Linked DNA regions of Mus musculus: region 1 is linked to region 2. Evidence: chromatin loops called from intact Hi-C (ENCODE). Cell type or tissue: gastrocnemius. All regions are shown on one strand. Links, peaks and the distances in the headings refer to the core of each region. The heading gives the core; the rest is flanking DNA. Region 1 overlaps Gm33432 (a long non-coding RNA gene). Region 2 overlaps Parvb (parvin, beta).

Region 1 (9,128 bases), core at 756-8,755, 120 kb after region 2:
CCAGGGCCTCATGAGCTCTTGGCGAGCTCTGCCAGCTGCACCTCAGTGGCCTGACTCGCCTCAGATGCCACCCGCTAACATTTTTGGCTCATTTTTGTGCCTGTTAGTTAAAGCCCTTGGAATGTGTATCTCAGCTAGTGCTCTTAACTGCTGAGCCACCTCTCCAATCTCTCCAGCTCTTCCATTTCTATTTTTTTTAAAGATATATCACGTTCTCTCTCCGTGTGTGTGTGTGTGTGTGTGTGTGTGTGTGTGTGTGCGCGCGCGCGCGCTTGTGAGGTGAGACCAGTGGCCATGGAGACCAGTGACATCAGATCCCTGGAAGTGGAGTTGCAGGAGGCTGTTGACTGTTGACTCTAATTCTCTGCAAGCACCATACTCAACAAGCCGTCTCTTCCTCTCCTCTCCTCACCAGGGCCCTTTATTAGAGACACTTACACACATTTATGCAGGCAACATCACTACTGGAAGTGTGTGTGGTCCATTCCCTGGCAGGCTCAGTCTGAGGTCATGTAGCACACGCACAAGAAAAGGTGACTGGCAATGTCGCTCTGCGATGGACTTTCCATCGTGACCAGCAAGGCTTGTTTTCTGTAGGAGCGACTCAGTGATTTTGGCAGGTTTCTCTGGGGTGCTTTATCGGAAGCCACATAAAATGTTTTTCTCATTGTTTTTTGTACTTAGGATTAGACCTGGGGCATGATGGATAAGCAATCTACCCTAAGCTATGTTTCCACTCCCACGAGACAACTCCTTAAGCAGCATTAATGGCACTTAAAGCTCCCTCCTCTTCCCTCAGCACATGTGATTGCCCTCTCCAAAACAAAGCTGCCTAGAAGCAATCAGAGCCAGCCAGAAGCCCAGACAAAGGCTCCTGGGGCTAGAAGGTAGTGAGGAAGGGAGGATACAGAGAGCTTTTGGCAAGAGGGCTCAAGAGGAACAGGCAAGGATTCTAGCTTTCTATTTTTCTTGGCTGCAATGGAGAGATGACAGGTTTAACTAGGAAAGTGACCTGCCCTCGTTTGTAAATCAGGAAGGTCTGGGCATCAGAGACTGATGGACAGAATTCAGCAAGTCAGTGGCATTGCCACCTTCGCCACCTCTAATGAGAATTTAGTATTTCCTTCACACAACAGTGCAGAGGGTGATCAGCATCAGCAGCAGGGCCTTCGGACCAGTCCCGGACAAGAACCATACATGTCTATGCTGCTGTCAAAGGTCAAAGTTGCAACAACGTAGTTTAGCAATCTTAATTGGCTAATTTCTGTTCTGGAATTGGGCAACAACTCTGTAAATTGGAATAAATGTTCTAAAGAGCCAAGGGGAAGGAGCTGGTTTTATAGATGGGAAAAGGTTTGGGGGTAAAAATGCAGAACAGATTGGTTGTTTCAAAACCACTTAGCAGCCCTCCGTGACTCAGACAAGAGGACCATGAATCTGAGGTCATCCTAGGCTACAGAAGGAGAGTCTGGCCTCAAAGTCTCACTTGAGGGGCGTACCAGAGTGCATGCTGTGTACACAGAGCCCTAGCTTCCATCCTCCATGCCACAGAAACCAGGCACGTTATGTATATTTGGCAACCCAGCAGTCAGGAGATGGAAGTGGGTAGGTGTGGTGATTGGTAGTTCCAGGTTACCCTTCGCTACCCAGGGAGCTGGAGGCTAACCTGAGCTACATAAGATCCTGTCCCCAAAAGAAGAAAAGGGGAGAAAAGGAAATACCATATCTTGCAAGGTGAGGGGACAGAATAATATAAAAATGCCTGGTTATCTAACACAGAATTGCCTCTTTTGTGTAAGGATTAAGATGGAGAATTCCACTATCATGCCAACTGGAACTGACCTGTTTAGGACGCTTGTGCTGTTAATTTCTCTAATCAGATAAACAGCATACGTCTTGACCCTGTGCTTGTTTAGCATGTCTGAGTGCGTTTTGGTTTTGAGCCTAGTCTGCTGGAGTTCAGAAGGAGATCTACCACAAAGCCTGGAGCAGGGGCATGCTGACAGGCTTTGGACCCTTCCTCACAGTCCAGGTTTGTGTTAGTTACCTCGCTGCTACTGTGATAAAACGCAATGCCCAAGGAAATGTATAGAACAAAAAGAATTTGTTTAGGCTAATGCTGCTAAAAACACTGGTTCTCAACCTGTGGGTAGTGACCCCTTTTGAGGTCACATATCAGAAATCTTTTTTTTTTTTAAAGTTTTTGTTTGTTTGTTTGTTTGTTTTGAGACAGGGTTTCTCTGTATAGCCCTGGCTGTCCTGGAACTTACTTTGTAGACCAGGCTGGCCTCGAACTCAGAAATCCACCTGCCTCTGCCTCCCAAGAGCTGGGATTAAAGGCGTGCGCCACCACCGACCATCTACGTATCAGATATCTTGCATATCAGATATTTACAGTATAATTCATAACAGTAGCAAAATTACAGTTATGAAGTAGCCAATAATTTTGTGGTTGGGGGGTCACCATAACATGAGGAACTATATTAAAGGGTGGAAATATTAGGAAGGTCGAGAACCACTGCTCTAAAGGGATAAGAGTCAGTCATGGCCAGGAGTCGTGGAGACAGAACTGGGACCTGTAAGATCACATCTGAACCAAACAAATGTGAGAAGCAGAGCTAGTGAACTGTAAAGTAGGGCAAAGCTTCAATCTCTCATGCCGGTGTCCTGCGAGAGGTAAGGAGTTAGCAGTGTAGACCAAAATGTATTTATTCTCGGCAATTCTCCTGTCTATAACTCTTTGCCATTCTAAGGCCAGAAGCCACTGGCTTCTGCTAATAAACCCTTTCTGTTAGCAAGGGCTTTGAAAAGAAGAAGAAGCTTAAGTGTTAGGGCTCCTTTCTCTCTGGCTCAAGGACCTCTCATTGGCGGAGAGAAAAGAGAAGAAGAAAAAAAATCATTTGTCAGGCAAGATACACAGACGTACACACATTCACACATACATACATTCTAGTCGGGCCCAAGCACTTGCCTTATCAGCTCCACATGTGTTCCTGCATACTTATGTATATAATTATATACATACCTACAGATGTGTGTATATATACACACACATATATAGACAAACACATATATACATTTGGTGGATGGGGCAGAGCCCCAGATGTCACGCTTTCTTCCTCTTCTCTGCCCTTCCTATTCCTTCTCACACAAAAGTTCTTTAGAAAGTTACCTCATAGATAAAGTGTTACATAAAAGGGAGTTACAGAAGAATGTCCATAGTAAGTTCAAAGCAGTGTTCCATTCTGTAAGCTCATTATAAAATTAAAGCAACAGTTTCCCATGGCCTGGCTTTATCATAGTGCGCACCTGTGGCTTCATCCTTGGGCCTGACCTAGAATGAATGTTTTTCCTTGATCACAAATTTGTCTCAAGCCGATTTCTCTTTCTAGTGTAATTGTGAAAGCTCGCTGTATTCCTTACTATGCAGCCTTTACTTAATATTCTATGAAGAGAGGGCATGTTCTAGGCTTGATTCTAACTTTATTACATCTTTCTAGCAGAACAGCTAAAACCATTTCCCAAAAACTTTCTTCCTAAAATTATTTGAATCAACGCAGGAATTCTATAAAATCATTAATTCATCGAAACAGGACTAATTCGTCAAAGTTCATCTTCATGTTGATCTGCAGGAAATTTGCTCAGTAGGGTGGGCTGATGCCCAGGGACCATTGGGCTATGTGATAGTGATAAGAGAAGGCATATCAGCAGTAAAAAGCAATCCCAGGACGAAGTCTCTTGGGACCTTGCCTCTCCGAGCTCACCTATCACAGGCCGTGTAAGACTGGTAGGCCTTCTCCAGAAAACTTACTTATGTGCCTTTAGCTTCTCTTAGAAGGCTCCTGACACGCTCACAGATCACCCTCAGTGACATGGTTCCTCCAGCAAGGCACACCTTCTAGACTTCCCCAGATAGTGCCGACAACCAGGAACCAAGTCCCCAGACTATGGAGGCCATTTCTCATTCAAATCCCCACAAGGCCCCTTTGTGCCCTGCTGGGCGGCAGCTTTCTTCAGAGCTCCCTCATTCATCCTAGCTGACTGCCCCCCTGCTCCATCCCCCACCCCCCAAAACAAAGAACATAGCCACCTCCTATCTTCATGTGCAGAGGTCACACAGGAGGAAAGGGAACTCAGAGAGGGAGGGAAGACTGAGCTCGGTGAGCATAGATTCTTATCACACCAACGCCTCTGTTTCTGCCTGGCAGAGAATCATCTACAAAGCCTTTGCCTGTTCTTTGGGCCAACAGCTTTTGACCCAGGTCACTGTATGGACATACTCTGTGCCCATCTACAGATCACTCCTCATTTCTATATAATTCTCTATCCCTCCCCCCATCCTCCCCCACTCCCTATAGGAAAAAAAAGATCATAAAAAAGCAAGAGGGGTGTGTGGTATATATTAAGTGCCTGCATTACAGGCACCGATGGTATGTCCTTCCCTTTGTGTGCTGATAAGCCTGCCCGTTTTCCCATGCATTCCCCACACAAAGGGGTCCTGGGCTTCACTCTGAATGATCTCAGTTGGTTCAGTCTCCCGTCGGTTTGTGACTGGCTGAGTTTTGTAACTGTAGTGCAGGTGGTGAGCATTGTGTATTTTGACTTCAAGAAGCACTGACCCTGGAGGAATCCGACTTCCTGACAGCAATTTCTTTACAGCCCTTTTTCTTTTCTTTATTTTAAAAGGGAGTTTTGTCTCAGTTAAGTCTTTGCCAGAACAGAGAGGGCATTTCTTTGACCTCTCCTGAGCCTGTGCAGGGCCTAGCACAGGATTTTAGCCCAAAGCCACAGACTTCTGCAACTCTTAACACACATTATGGTTGGTGATATCTAGACACCGTCAATGCTTATTTCATTGAACATTTGAGATTTGACCAGATACATGCTGTTATGTTTAGTTTATTTGAGTTACTTTTCTTCCTTCCTTCCTTCTTTTTTTTTTAAGATTTATTTATTTTATGTATGTGAGTACACTGTAGCTGTACAGATGGTTGTGAGCCTTCATGAGGTTGTTGGGAATTGAATTTTTAGGACCTCTGCTAATTCTGGTTGGCCCTTCTCACTCCAGTTGGCCCCTCTCGCTCCGGTCATCTCTCAGGCCCAAAAATTTATTTATTATTATACATAAGTACACCGTAGCTGATTTCAGACACATCAGAAGAGGGCATCAGATCTCATTACAGGTGGTTGTGAGCCACTATGTGGTCGCTAGGATTTGAACTCAAGACCTTCGGAAGAGCAGTCAGTGCTCTTACCCGTTGAGCCATCTCACCAGCCTTTGAGTTACCTTTCTTGTTGCTGTGACAAAGTACCCGGCCAAGGCATTTTGATTAAGGAAGGGTTTGGGGCTGGGGAGATGGCGCCACAGTTATGAGCTCTTGTTCTTCCAGAGGAGCTGGGTTCCATTCCCAGCAACCACAAGGTGGCTCAAAACCATTTGTTAACTCTAGCTCCAGGGGAGCCGATGCCATCTACTGGCCCCTTCCAGTACTGCATCTTCCTGGTGCTTAGGCATATATGCAAGGCAAAATATCAATACATATAAAATGAGAATAAATAAATCTTGCTTAAAAAGAGAAAAGGGAAGAAAAGGAAGGGCCTGTTTTGTCTCACAGTTTGTGTTTACAGTCCACCGTAGCAGGGAAGGCATGACGGCAGTTGCATGAAGCCAGAGGTCACATTTCAGCCAGTGTCAGGAAGGAGAAAGAGATGGATGCTGGTGCTTAGGAGGAGAGATGGATGCTGGTGCTCAGATCACTGTCTCTGTCTTATTCAAGGCATGGTGTAGGACACATTCAGGTGGGTCCTCCCATTTCAGATAAACCTCTGGAATCTCCCTTTTAGACATACCCAGAGATTAACTGCTGAGCCATCTCGGTGGCTCAAAGCAACAGACAAGGGGCTGTGGCTGGGTTCTAAGCTGGAGTCGGGAGTCTCAGCACTGTGGGTGGCTTACAACTGCCAGGAGATCTGATGACCTCTTCTGGAATCCATGCACACCTGCACACATGTGCACAAACACACATAAATAAGAATAATATAAACATTTTTAAAAGTCCTGTACGTAAATCTTCACCTCGGGCATTTGTTACTGTACATATATACACGAGCTTTGTTTCTTCTCGCAGTTTGCCTACTGTCTGTTAGCTGGCACGTTCCTGATCATGGAACCTGGGGGTGGGGGGTGTGAAGGAAAAACCTTTCATCACAGTAGCTTGTGGGGGAGCACGTTGGGGTCCTGGGACCAGAGGATTGTGGCAGGGCCTCTGACTTTGAGGGCAGAACAGCTGCTGGTAGTGACCAGATGTGATGGGACCCAGGTGCAATTACTGGTCATAGGGTCACAGCAGAGTCCACAAGCCTGGTTCAGCCACCCATCCTCCATGAGCCAATTAAACTAACCAGATTTAGAGTGAAATGCAGAAAGAAAAAAAAGAGTCTTATTCAATGTGGCTACATGGGAGGAGAGACAGATCCAGCCACCCCACAAATCCATATTCCAGGTCATAATATGGGGGTTGGGTTTCAAATTTATTTTACTGTGATTTATGCATATGAGTGTTTTGTCTGCATGTATGTGTGTGCACTATGTGTGTGCACTATGTGTGTGTCTGGTGCCCATGGAGGTCTGAAGAAGGATCTGGATTCTCTGGGATTGGAGATGCAGCCAGTTGTGAGCTATGATGTGGGTGCTGAGAACTGAACCTGGGTCTTCTGGAAGGATAGCCAGTGCTCGTGATCACTGAGCCATCTCTCCAGCCCTGAGGTTTGAGTTTAAATAGAAAGCAAGAGATATGCGTAACTAAGCAGGACGGCCCTTGGGTAGTCTGAGCCCTCACTGTTTTCCCTCCTCCTGTGAGGTCCACTGACTGGGATTTTCTCCCAGAGATAAACCCATCCTCTGGCTAGACCCAGTGTTGTCTCAGTGTTGTTCTTTCCTCATAGCAAAGGTCCCCAAGAGACCTCGAATTTCTTGGGAACAATTATTCTGATAGTTGGATCACAAAGGGAGTGATACAGGATGAGACCATCTAAAGAGGTCACAGGCCAGAGAGGCTGGAATGTGGATGTTGAGAGCTCCGTGAATAAGGGATAAGAGGGGGTGGAGAGAGAAGGGGTGGTATAGGGGAAAATACTAAAATCTCGGCCTGGGGTTTCTACCCTGATTTTGGTTATTGAATTCCCAGCCCAGAGAGAGAGAGAGAGAGAGAGAGAGAGAGAGAGAGAGAGAGAGAGAGAGAGAGAGAGAGAGAGATCATGCACCCCAGTTACAGGATGGGTATGGGTTAAGGACCTGGCTCATTTCCTCTGTGGGAACCAGGTCAATGCTGTGGATGGGGTTGGTGGATCCCTGCTGGTCGCAAATCATTGCAATTCAGGGTGGAGCTGGGACTGTCCCCATACTTAAGTGGAAGAGGAACAAGTCGTGCTTTCTGGCAGGACAGACTTCAGGCTGATCCAGTGAACAGGGCAGATGTGAGGCACCAGGCCACCCTGCACAGGACACAAACAGTTGCCTCATATGAGGGCAGTGCGGGCCACTGGCTCAGAATTCCTGGCTGGGTACTGCCTCTAGAAATAGCCCTGAAGTGGGGGTATTTCTGTAACTAGAGAGGCAGGAGCCACAGCGCACTGGCCTCCTGGGTACTTGTATTGAGCCAGGGACCAGAGACCAGGGACACAGCTTGCTTAAATCCATTCAGCACCCACCTTCCCAGTGACCTTGGAGTCTGAGAATTCACCATACTTAAAACTGGCTCTTCCTTGACGATTCATGGGGAGAATTAATAACAGTAGGAAGCCTCTTGGGGAGAGAATATAGGACGAGGTGGATGCTTGTTTGTTTTTTGAGACAGGGTTTCTCTTTGTAGTCCTGGCTGTCCTGGATGCGCACTGTGGACCAGGCTGGCCTGGAACCCAGAGATCCACCTGCCTCTGCCTCCCAAGTGCTGGGATTAAAGGCGTGCGCCACCATCCGCTGGGATGGATGGTGTGGATGTTCTGTTTGTTGGTGTTCCAGAGAAGGGTAGAGACTCAGCTTAAGGGAGGAGTTTGGGCTCCTGGATACCTGAGTAAGGAGAGGGACTCCAGACTGAGAAGGGAAAGTGAGATAGATGGTGGCACATGCCTTAATGCTAGCACTTAGAAGGCAGAGTCACAAGGAGCAGAAGGTTGAGGCCAGTCTTGGATATGTAGGGTTTTTGAGGTCAGTATGGGATTGTATGAGATTTGTCACACACACACACACACACACACACACACACACACACACACACACACACACACACACACGTTGGGGTAGGGAGAGGGAAAGAGAGAGAGACAGAGACAGAGACTGCTGCAGGGCTTCTCTCAGGTGTCAGGACTGACGGAAATCCCTGCAGGTTGGAGGTGAAAGGCCATAGTTTCCAGTCCCTGTCCCCCTCAGTTGCTCCTTTCTGTCCTCTGGGCTCTTCTTTGCTCTCTGGGTCACCCGTCCAGGCCATGGCGTGAGGTCCCCAGATCATTGTGAGCCTGGCACCTCCCACCCTCTAGTCCCTCTGGCCTTTTTCAGGCCAGGTACCTTGGGCACCTCTTCACCCTATAGGGTGTAGAGGGCTCAGCACCCACCCTGTCTCTCTAGTTAAGAGACTTTTCTTCCTTCCACATGGAGAACGGAGCATAGTCTTTGTTAGGGAGTCTTGAGTAGGTTCAGATTCTCGAGAGGGACCAGCAGACTCCGCATCACCGTGGGAATAAAGTAGGAGAGGTTGAGAAGGAAAGGCAGGCCAAGCTGAGTTCTGAGCCTCCAAGGCCAGTGTGACCTGAAGAAGCAGCTATTCCAGGAAGGGTGGCATGATGGCCTTACCAGCCTTTACCCCGGTGTTGGAGGAACCCAGGAGCTGGCAGTGTCTAGAGCTGGCTGCCTACATTCCTGGCCTAAGTTCAAGGTGACCGGAGACATTCTAGACTGGGACATGGGTGGGGTGGGTGCCTAGGTCCTGGAATGGGTGTGAGGCTTGGCTCAGCCTATGGGAGCCAGGCCGGCTGTCACGGGGCCTGCCCTTCCAGGAGTGTGGCCTGACAGTACCGGTCACTTCATGCCCATCTGAATTGCCCAGGGGAGCCACTTGGACATTGGGACTTCT
Region 2 (9,128 bases), core at 551-8,550:
AAGTAAGATCCCGAGAGCCTCTGGGATCCAGGAAGGCTGTTGGAGGGTGGAGCCTGCCTCCAGCTCACCTGCGGATGGCCACTCTCTGCCATCATACTCCAGCTCCAATAGCCAAGTTTGCACTGGCTCACTCCACAGGTACCAGTGTGATGTAACTGTCTGTGAGAGCCATACCTGACACCGGGACACTCTGGGCCTTTCGGTCAACTATCATGTTAAACAGAGGGGATCCCATCAGACTCAGCCATCTTCTCAGCACCCCAAGCTGTCCCAGTCATTGCCCAGGGTGGAGAGCTCCAGAGTAAAGCCCTTGGGGGTTCCCAGAGATTCCTGATGAGAGACTGGCCTTCCATAAATCTAGCAGTATCCCCTCCTTCCCCACCCCTGTACCTTCCTCAAAGCCAGTTGGAGCCAGGTCCTGTAGACCACACCCCGATACTGGCGGACCCTGGAAGAGGCCTTCTCTTATCTTACCTCTTTAAAAGTGCCTAGAATACCCTCTCAGTGTACCCGCCACCCTGGAAGGAACTAGGGCCACTCTTCTAGGTTCCCATGATTCACCGTTCATGTGACAGCGGCAAACTCTTAGCCTGGGGACATACTCATACCCAGGACCAGGCCTCAGATCATCCCCGTGGTCATGCATCCAGCACAAAGCCAGGCCCAGGCTTCGTGTACAGAGGATGCATGGCAAGTAGAGAGAGCAAAGAGACTTCAGCCAGGGATAGCTACCCAGAGCACAGACAGTGACTGTCACCTACAGATCACCTCTGGCCATTTCACTGATGGAAAAGAGGTCTCCCATTAAGGCTCACATTAGCCCAGCAGTCGTGGGTCACCAAGAACCCAATTACCACAACACAGTCTTATAGAGGCAAGAGGAAGGATGCTGCCAGGAGATTAGGGGTTGAGTGGGGGCAGGGGAGGCAGCCTTGAGCCACCCTCAGCCTCCTCTACTTTGAAGGGCAGACCAAGTATTCACACAGGTTTCCCTGACACAGAGACACTCCCCTCCCCCATGCCAGGCAGAATGCATCTGTCTCAGGAACTAGGTCTGAGGAGTGCACAATGCCTGATATCATGTGTGTGTGTGTGTCTCTCTCTCTCTCTCTCTGTGTGTGTGTGTGTGTGTGTGTGTGTGTGTGTGTGAAGCTGAAGCTCGGAGCTAGGGTTAAACAGACAATTCCTTCAGCCCTCACACAGTCTTTTTCTTCCCCTCTGTCCCCCAGGGTGATCAGGAAAATTTTAGAACTACAGAAAAAATAACTTCAATAGGAAGAAGGTTTCCGGGTTCACAATAAAATGTCAAGCTTTCCATATAGGCTCCCTGGGCAGGCTGAATCAGGGGTGGGAGAGCCAAGGCGGCCTCGCTCACAGAGAACACGGTCCTTGAAGGATAAAAGGCAGCCTAGCTGTCTCCTCACATGCAAAACCTCATGGGCTTCTTCAATCCACCCTCTATCCTGTAGGCTCTCAACCTGAGGGTCAAGACCCCCTTTGGGGTTGCATTATCAGATACCCTGCATATCAGATATTTACATTATGATTCATAACAGGAGCGAAATTACAGTTATGAAGTAGCGATGAAATAATTTGGTGGTTGCGGGGGTGGGGGTCACCACAGCATGAGGAACTGTATTAAAGGGTCGCAGCATCAGGAAGGTTGAGAACCACTGCCCTAAACACAACAGGGAGAATTCTGGAGGTGAGCCCATTGTCAGCCAGATGTGAGCTTTGACTGGTCTCTAACACCTTGGGTTTGCCCTCCTCTAACCCAAGCCAGTGTGCTCCCTAACCACTGACCCATCCAGTCCATCCCCCCAGCACAGTCCTCCTCTGCCTCCAGAATCCGGTCCACACCTGCCACAGTGTCCCCAGCCAACTGACTTTTCTAGCACCTCTTGTTCTGCCCCCTCTGGCAGACACTGCCTCCCCTAAGAGCTCAGACCACGGTGCCTTTACTCAGCCTGGGCATCCTCCCTGGCACCACGTCCCACAGTTACTGTTGGAACTGCATCCAGAATTTCCCATCTGCCTATGCATGCCCGGAAGTCATCTTCCAGTTCTGAAGGTCCCTACAATCCAGACAGAGAAACAGGGAGGAAAGCCTCACGGAACAGCTGTGGACACCGCATCTCTTACCACAGGGGACAGATAATAGTAGGTAGGCAGGATCACAGGGCCGTTGTAACAACTTTCCGCTACATGGAGAGTGGCTAAGGATAAGATTTAAGTCTCTCTGCCCCTACTCCTCACCCCATCACATAGCTGGGCCACATTTGGGCACTTACTCACTTCACCTGAGCTCACCTGAAGAGAACTGAGTCAAATCCATGTTCTGGAAGGCTCAGCTTGGAAGCCAGTGCCAAGGGCAGAGGACCTCACCAAACAATGCTCAGGGGATTCGGAGAGCAGGTACCAACGTCACCAATTCTCAAAGGACCCAGATGTCAAACACCCACCCTAAAGACGAGGCTCAACCAATTCGGAAGCTCCTGGAATCTCTGCCCAGGCTCCTGAGGTGTGGGTTGTAAGATCTCCGCACATGCACACCAAGGCTACGGGAATAAGCAGGATGAAGCATGGCTCATCCCTGGCTGCAGACGACGCTGCAGAGGCACAGGCCCTCCAAAGTCCCTGCAAAGAGCAGGTGTCAGACTCAAACCAGCACAGTGCCTATGGGAGGCTCAGGGCCATCTAAGCTCAAAGGGCTGTGGTAAAGCTGAAAATGCAGGCCCAGTCCAGGGGGAAAGGAAGTGTGGACCACAGCTATGGAGCAGTGAGGGCCAGCAAACAGCACAGGCCACTGGGGAAGGTCAGAGACTGCTGGAACCTCAACTTCAGGTACCCCAGGTTGCCGCTAGGGTCAAACCCAGGGACTCACACACACTAGGCAAATGCTCTGCCATTGAATTACGTCCCTAGTCCTTCCTTTTGGACACTGTCTTAGTTAAGGTTACTATTGCTATGGCGAAAGGGCTGGTTTGGTTTATGCCTCCAGATCATAGTCCCTCACTGAAGGAAGTCAGGACAGGAACTCAGGCAGGACAGGAACCTGGAGGCAGGAGCTGATGCAGAGGCCATGGAGAGGTGCTGCTTACTGGCTTGCTTCCCCTGCCTTGCTCAACCTGCTTTCTTATAGAACCCAGGACCACCAGCCTGGGGATGGCCCTGCCCACAATCACTAATCACTGCCCTCCCCCATCAATCACTAATTAAGAAAATGCTCTAATAGGCTTGCCCACAGCCCAACCTTATGGAGACCTTTTTCCAATTGAGGTTCCCTCCTCCCAGATGACTATAGCTTGTGTCAAGTTGTCATAAAACTAGCCAGCCCGGTGGCTCAGGCTGTCCTGGAACTCTCAATCCTCCTGCCTCGGGCCTCCCAAAGTGCTGGGACTACAGTATGTGACACCATGTCCAGCCAGTGTCACCACTGCAGAGTCACACAGCATACTGGCTAGTCTAGAGGACTTCAGCCCTATGACTTGATTCCCTGCTTTTGAAGCTGCACCCTACACCCCAGCCCCGCACAGAAGGGCTCCCCTGATCATCATCTGTTCTCTTGGCTCAGACCCTCAGCTCAGGTGCTGATGATCAATGACTCTTAACCCCAGGCCACACAGCAGGCCTTTTGCCGCAAGCCTTGGAGTCCCCAACTTAGGAAGGGTTGCTTTTGATCCCACTTCCTTTCAATCAATTCCACTGCCTTTCGACAAGTGATTTTAATCATGGTTGGGGGGAGGTGCAGAAGAATTCGGAGAGAGAAGAGCGTGCAACACCCCAAATACAAACAAACAAATAAACAGCAAAAGAGCAAAATGCAGATTTCCCTGCCGGTGGTGAACACACATCGTGCCATCCCTCTGAGAAAGCTATACAGGTTGCTTGCTCACCAAGGCAGACTGGGAATGAAATCTGCTGGTCGCTCGAAGCGGCAGAACAAGCCTGGTCAAGCTCAATACAGATAGAGAAATGCACTGTGTAGAACAGGAATGAGAGCAGAAATGGCAGCAGGAGAGTCACTCCTCAGCGGAGCCGGCGAGGCCCGCTTCCCAGCTGTGGAACCAGCGGTAATTAATCTGATCGGTAATGTTCCCACATACCCAGAAGTCCAAAGCGGTTCTGCTGAGAAAATAAGAAGATTAAATCATTAAGCCATTAACAACAACAACAAAAGAGCTCTACTGTACACCTGCCACGGGGAGAACCACTCCCCCCGCCCCCAAACTGGGCTGAGAGCAGGAACGCTATGTACATGGCGCCCTCTAGTGGTCATCTGTACTATGGCTGTCTGACGAGACTTCGTTCGGGAGGCAGGTCCAGTTTAATCTTCTTTGGCTGAGATAAAAAGCAAAGACCTGGGTTGGGGGGCGGGGACGGGGGGAGGGGTGCTCAGAACACTAGCACTGGACTCTGCAAGCTTGGCAGATGAGGAGCCAGGGCTAAGAGCCTATGTAGACACGCTCCCTGCCCCTGACACTCTTGGAACCCACGGATCCCACGCACTTCCCCAACACATTGGCCTCCCTTGACAGCTCCTTTCTTCGAGGCATTGTCACAGTTTGGCACATCTGCGCCAAAGGTTTAGCTGCCATCACTTCTGTAAAGGGCAGGCGTGTCACCTGCTTGTCTCCTGGCTCCTCAGGGCATCAGGCAGAGAGCAAACTGCTCAGAGAACAGCTGGCTAATCCTCAGTGAGTTCAGGAGCAACTGGGCCAGCAATCTGCAGCTTTAATCAATCATTTATTTGCAGTTATTTTCCCTATTTTGGTCTTTGGAGAACAATCTTGATACGTAGCCCAGGCTAGCCTCAGACTCACAGGCCTTCTCCTGCCTCATTGGTCCAATTGCTGAGTGGGATTACAGGCATCTGCCATCATTCCTGCCTGGGGATTCTCGCTGTAACTCCCTGGACCTCTTTCTCCTACATCTTTTATGGTTGCATGGTGCTTCCCCTTCTGTGATGAAAAAAATGAATGTATACTGAAGTTAGCTTGGGTAGTACAAGCAACCCCATGGGGTCTCCAGGCAGGAAGAGAAGCCTGGAACAGAGACAGACTGGGAGATGCAGTGTGCTGATGGCTGGGGGGATGGCGGGGACAGCACGGGTCCTTTCAGAACTGGAAGAGGTCAGAGATGAAAACTCATCGAAGCCTCCAGAAGGCTGGAAAGCCCAGCCCTGATCCTGACTGATGACGTTCAGGGCTGTAAGGCAACACACAGACTCCCGTTCTAACTAATGAGGTTCTGGTGCCTCATTGCCACAGTCCTACAGAAACAAACAAGGGCATGGGGGGCACGTTGCTTTGATCCCAGCACTCCGAAGGCAGGCAGATCTCTGTAAGTTCAAGGCCAGCCTGGTCTACACAGCGAATTCCAAGACAGCCAGGGCTACATAGAGAGACCCTGTCTCAAAAAGACAGAAAGGAAAAAAACAAACAAGGAGGGTGGCTACCAGAAGCCTTGCACATCCAGATAGACTCTCCCACTGGCCTTTCAAGAGCTGTTGAAAGAGACAAGCCTGGGTCACTCAGCAGCAGAACTTTAGACAGAAAGGAAGAGCTGTTTGACCTCACTGTAGAGAGCACCGCCCCTCCCTGATCCACACAGCAAGGCAGCCACTGGTCCTTGACACAGAGGTCAGGGTGGGGGGTCTTCTAGAAAACAGATTTCCCAACAGGCATTGGCTTTTATGGGCAGACACCACAGGACGGCCACCCGCAGCACCTGAAGCCACCTCCCCTGAGCTAGCCTCTCCGAAGGTTTACCCAGCAGCCTTGGCCTGAAGGCAGTTGGGGACCAGGCTACCTCCAGCTTTCCACACTGCCTGGCCATTTAATAGTTTTCACAGGAGCAGTCGGAGGTGTGCTAATTGCTTGCCCTTTGCAGCCACAGCTGAGCCCCATAAGCCGCCCTCCTCCTGAAGCTTTGTCTTCTCTGCTTTGTCCCCAAGGCCACCTCCTTGGCCCCTGACCAACAGGGCAAGCATATTCTCTCCTCTGCTCCATTCCCCGGGTAACAAGTTCTTGAGAACTGTGGACATTTTCAAATCCACACACAAGCCACTAGCTTCTGTGAGACCCTGGAGGAGGTGGCCCCGGAGCCGTGTTTTGAAGGTGGCTGGCCTGCCAGGAAGATGAGATTCCATCCTTTTGTTTCTGCCATGTGGGGTACTTATGAACAACCTGGCAAACATATCCTTCGATGTAAGGGCCTGTGGCCTGCAGGGGTGTTATAAACCAGGGACAGGAAGTACTGCTCCTCCGTCGTCCCCATGAGAAAGCTAGCCCATCTTCATTCTCCTCTTTCTTCATCTGGTCCCATTCAGCATCCAGCTGGAAGTAAGTCCCCAGTCCAGAGAGATGCTGTGGGAGAGGCCAGAGACTTCAGGGACAGCTCCATGGAGCAGGAAGCAGACCTCTCTATCCAAGCCTGCCACCCACTTCCTCTGCGTTATTGACTGCAGCAGGCTGGAAGAGTGTGGCCACTTGACAGGGAGCAGGGATGTGCCCAGGGAAGGCAGGGAAGTGCTGACCCTCATTTCAGCCAAGTCAGTTCTGAAGTCCCTTTGCACGCGCACGCACACATACACCCATACACTCACACACACACATCCTAACAAGTAAGAGCTGAGTACTTCTCTTTGCTTCCTGCCTATGGGTGCTTTCCTGCCATCATGGACTGAACCCTCAAAATAACCCTTCCTTGAGTGGCTTTTGTCAGGGACTCCGAAGCAGCAACAAGAACACCAAGCATTTCATAGGCCAAGCAGGCATAGTCACACAACAGGCTAACAGCCTGGGTTCAGGGTGGAAGGGAAGTTTGGTGCCCCTCCTGAGAGCCAGTTAGCTTAACCAGCACCTACTCCCCCATTCCCACTTGGTGAGGGGCCTGAGTCAGGTTGTTTAACCTTTCTGGGTTCCAGTTTCCTCTACTGTGAAAGAAAAACTGTTACAAGGTCTCAGAGTGCTCTGCACATCAACTGGGCCAACTCTCACACATCCAAAATTAAAAGAAAAAAAAAAAAACACAAATGCTGGGCTACTTTACAATGGGACCAGAGGCCAGGCTTCTCCTCAGGTCTGCACCCCTTCCTAAATGCCTCCCACTGGTTACTCCAATGACAAGATGGGACTGGAAAGATGGCTCTGCAGAGGAATGTCGTACTCGCCAAGCCTGAGTTCTGTCTATTGGACCTCTGTGGTAGAGAGAACAGAGTCCCCTCTGACTGCCACATGCTTGTGGTAGCATGCACACACACAGAGTCATCCTAACAATGACTTGTCCCTGACAATGTCCCAACTCCCATTCTTCTCGCCCTAAAGACCCACATGGCCCACCCGAGTGACAAAAGCTTCAGCCAACAAGTCAGGTCCTCATCTCCCTTGGGTGCCACAAGAGACCACGGGTCCTCCTTCCCCGTCACCCCGACCCTAGCATCCCACCACCTTCCCAGGAAAAGGTCAGCCCAGGGTCCATTCTTGCAAAGCAACTCCCACAGACCAGGGCCACAGCAGGGCTGGCTGAGGCTGAGGCCTCTGCTGAGGAGGAGGACAACTCACTGTCAGGATCGTGCAGCCAAGGGGATGTCAGTACTCTCTGGACCCACAGCAAGCAGCTACTGGCACTGCCCAGGCACGGGGGATGCACATGTACCATATAAGGATCCCAGGGCATCACCATGACTTGCAATCGCGGAGCCCCTGAGGAAGCCACAGAGGCCAGGGTTGTTTGATAAGATAGTGAGGGCCACTGGCCACATCATGTGCAACTTCAGAACCACAGTGGCAATTCCACCCACTGGCCCCATAAGCCCACAGTGGCACTGAGTATGGAGAGGGCCAATCGCACCATGGGGTGGCTTGAGACTCACCAAACTCTAGTGAACAGGAAAATCCCAACTCTGAGTGTCTCCTGGGGTCTGGGTTGCAAGCTGGGGAAGGGCAGAGGTCTGTCCTATCTCAGGGACAGCTCTATGAGCCCCAATAGAAGGTGACATGACACAGGCACGAAGAGCCAGACAGCAAGCATCTCCTGGTTGTCAAGTACACAGAAGACCAAACTAGAGGGTGCTGAACGCCTGTCATTCGTTACCAGGACAACAGAAATCAAATCTGAGCAGCAGTTCAAGCCAAGCAGAACTGCCTGTTTTGTGTTTTGCTTTTGTGGGGACAGATCGCTATATAAACTCTGAATGGCCCGAAACTCCTAATCCCCCTGCCTCAGCCTGGGATTACTGGTATGTACCAGCAGTCCTGGCTTCTTGGTTCTGCTTTTGTCTTTTGCAAAAGAAGGTTCTGGAAGTGGAGAAGAGGAAGCCACTATAGAACTCTACGCTCTTCGCCTGCAATATATCCGCTTTTCTGCAGTCGCAGAAAACTCTGGGCTCTGAGCCCTTCCTGCCACTCTGCAGCCAACTGTAGAGTGAAGATGGTAACACCCCCCCCCCCCCATGCACCTCTCGGGCGGTCTGTGACCGATGAACTCATATAATGCCTGGCATCTCAGAAGACTGCCAGATGCTATTGATTGTAAGTATAACTACAGCGGTGTGTATTCCCTACCCTGGTGGGCAGTTTCAGACTGAGGACCACGCTTAAGGAACACCTAGGCATCATGGATCCATTACTCCACATGATCTCCCAAAGCCACCAAAGGATGCTAGACAAACACACTAGGCTGCAGTGTCGCCCCCAGAAGTTCACAGTCAGCCGTCCCTGATCAGCAGACACACTCGGCACTAATGACCCAAGTGCAGCATTGACAGAACTTCGATGACATCACACGTGACCATATGCTGTGTGGTCATCCCACTGGAAGAGCGGGAGTTGCCCACATGGGGTCTGCCCAGATGCCAAGGAGTGCCGCACTCTGACACCATGAGGACCACCGTAACAGCTGCAGGGTCTTTCTGGCCTGTCAGCCTAGAGCAGGCTATCAGTGCTCCTCAGATGCCCCACAGCCCAGGTAGGTTCAGCAAGCAGAGGGGGAGCCACCCCTCGGGGAGGTCAACATCCTCTAGCTTCGGGACTGGCGGTCCAAAGCAGCATCACGGCAGATCAGGACCAGGGTGGGAGAGTCCACCAAGACATGCAAGGTAGCAATTGCAACCTCCCTCATCCGTG

Evidence for each region. Hi-C counts contacts between places; a loop is a spot of excess contacts. Peaks named below come from ENCODE experiments on the same cell type or tissue, not always from the same donor. Only the 100,000 strongest peaks of a DNase experiment are listed, where the experiment ranks them.
Region 1: a loop joins it to region 2, with 2.3 times the contacts of the local background. A loop is called at or near these places in 2 of 42 quality-filtered maps.

What each region holds. Positions count from the first base shown.
Region 1 is chr15:84,132,019-84,141,146 of GRCm38, reverse strand. Gm33432 (a long non-coding RNA gene) reads right to left here. Exons shown (of 4, transcript XR_875517.1): 4 at 7,936-9,128. Among named protein-coding and RNA genes, the nearest start is that of Gm33432, 9.3 kb to the right of the region's middle. In gastrocnemius, for the core only: a CTCF peak has its summit at 5,460 (motif pointing left); a DNase peak (open chromatin) is centred at 5,466; H3K4me3 peaks cover 912 bases; H3K27ac peaks cover 2,165 bases.
Region 2 is chr15:84,255,643-84,264,770 of GRCm38, reverse strand. The region is part of intron 1 of Parvb (parvin, beta); the gene reads right to left. Among named protein-coding and RNA genes, the nearest start is that of Gm33723, 20 kb to the right of the region's middle. In gastrocnemius, for the core only: a CTCF peak has its summit at 4,270 (motif pointing left); DNase peaks (open chromatin) are centred at 1,916 and 4,248; H3K27ac peaks cover 1,870 bases.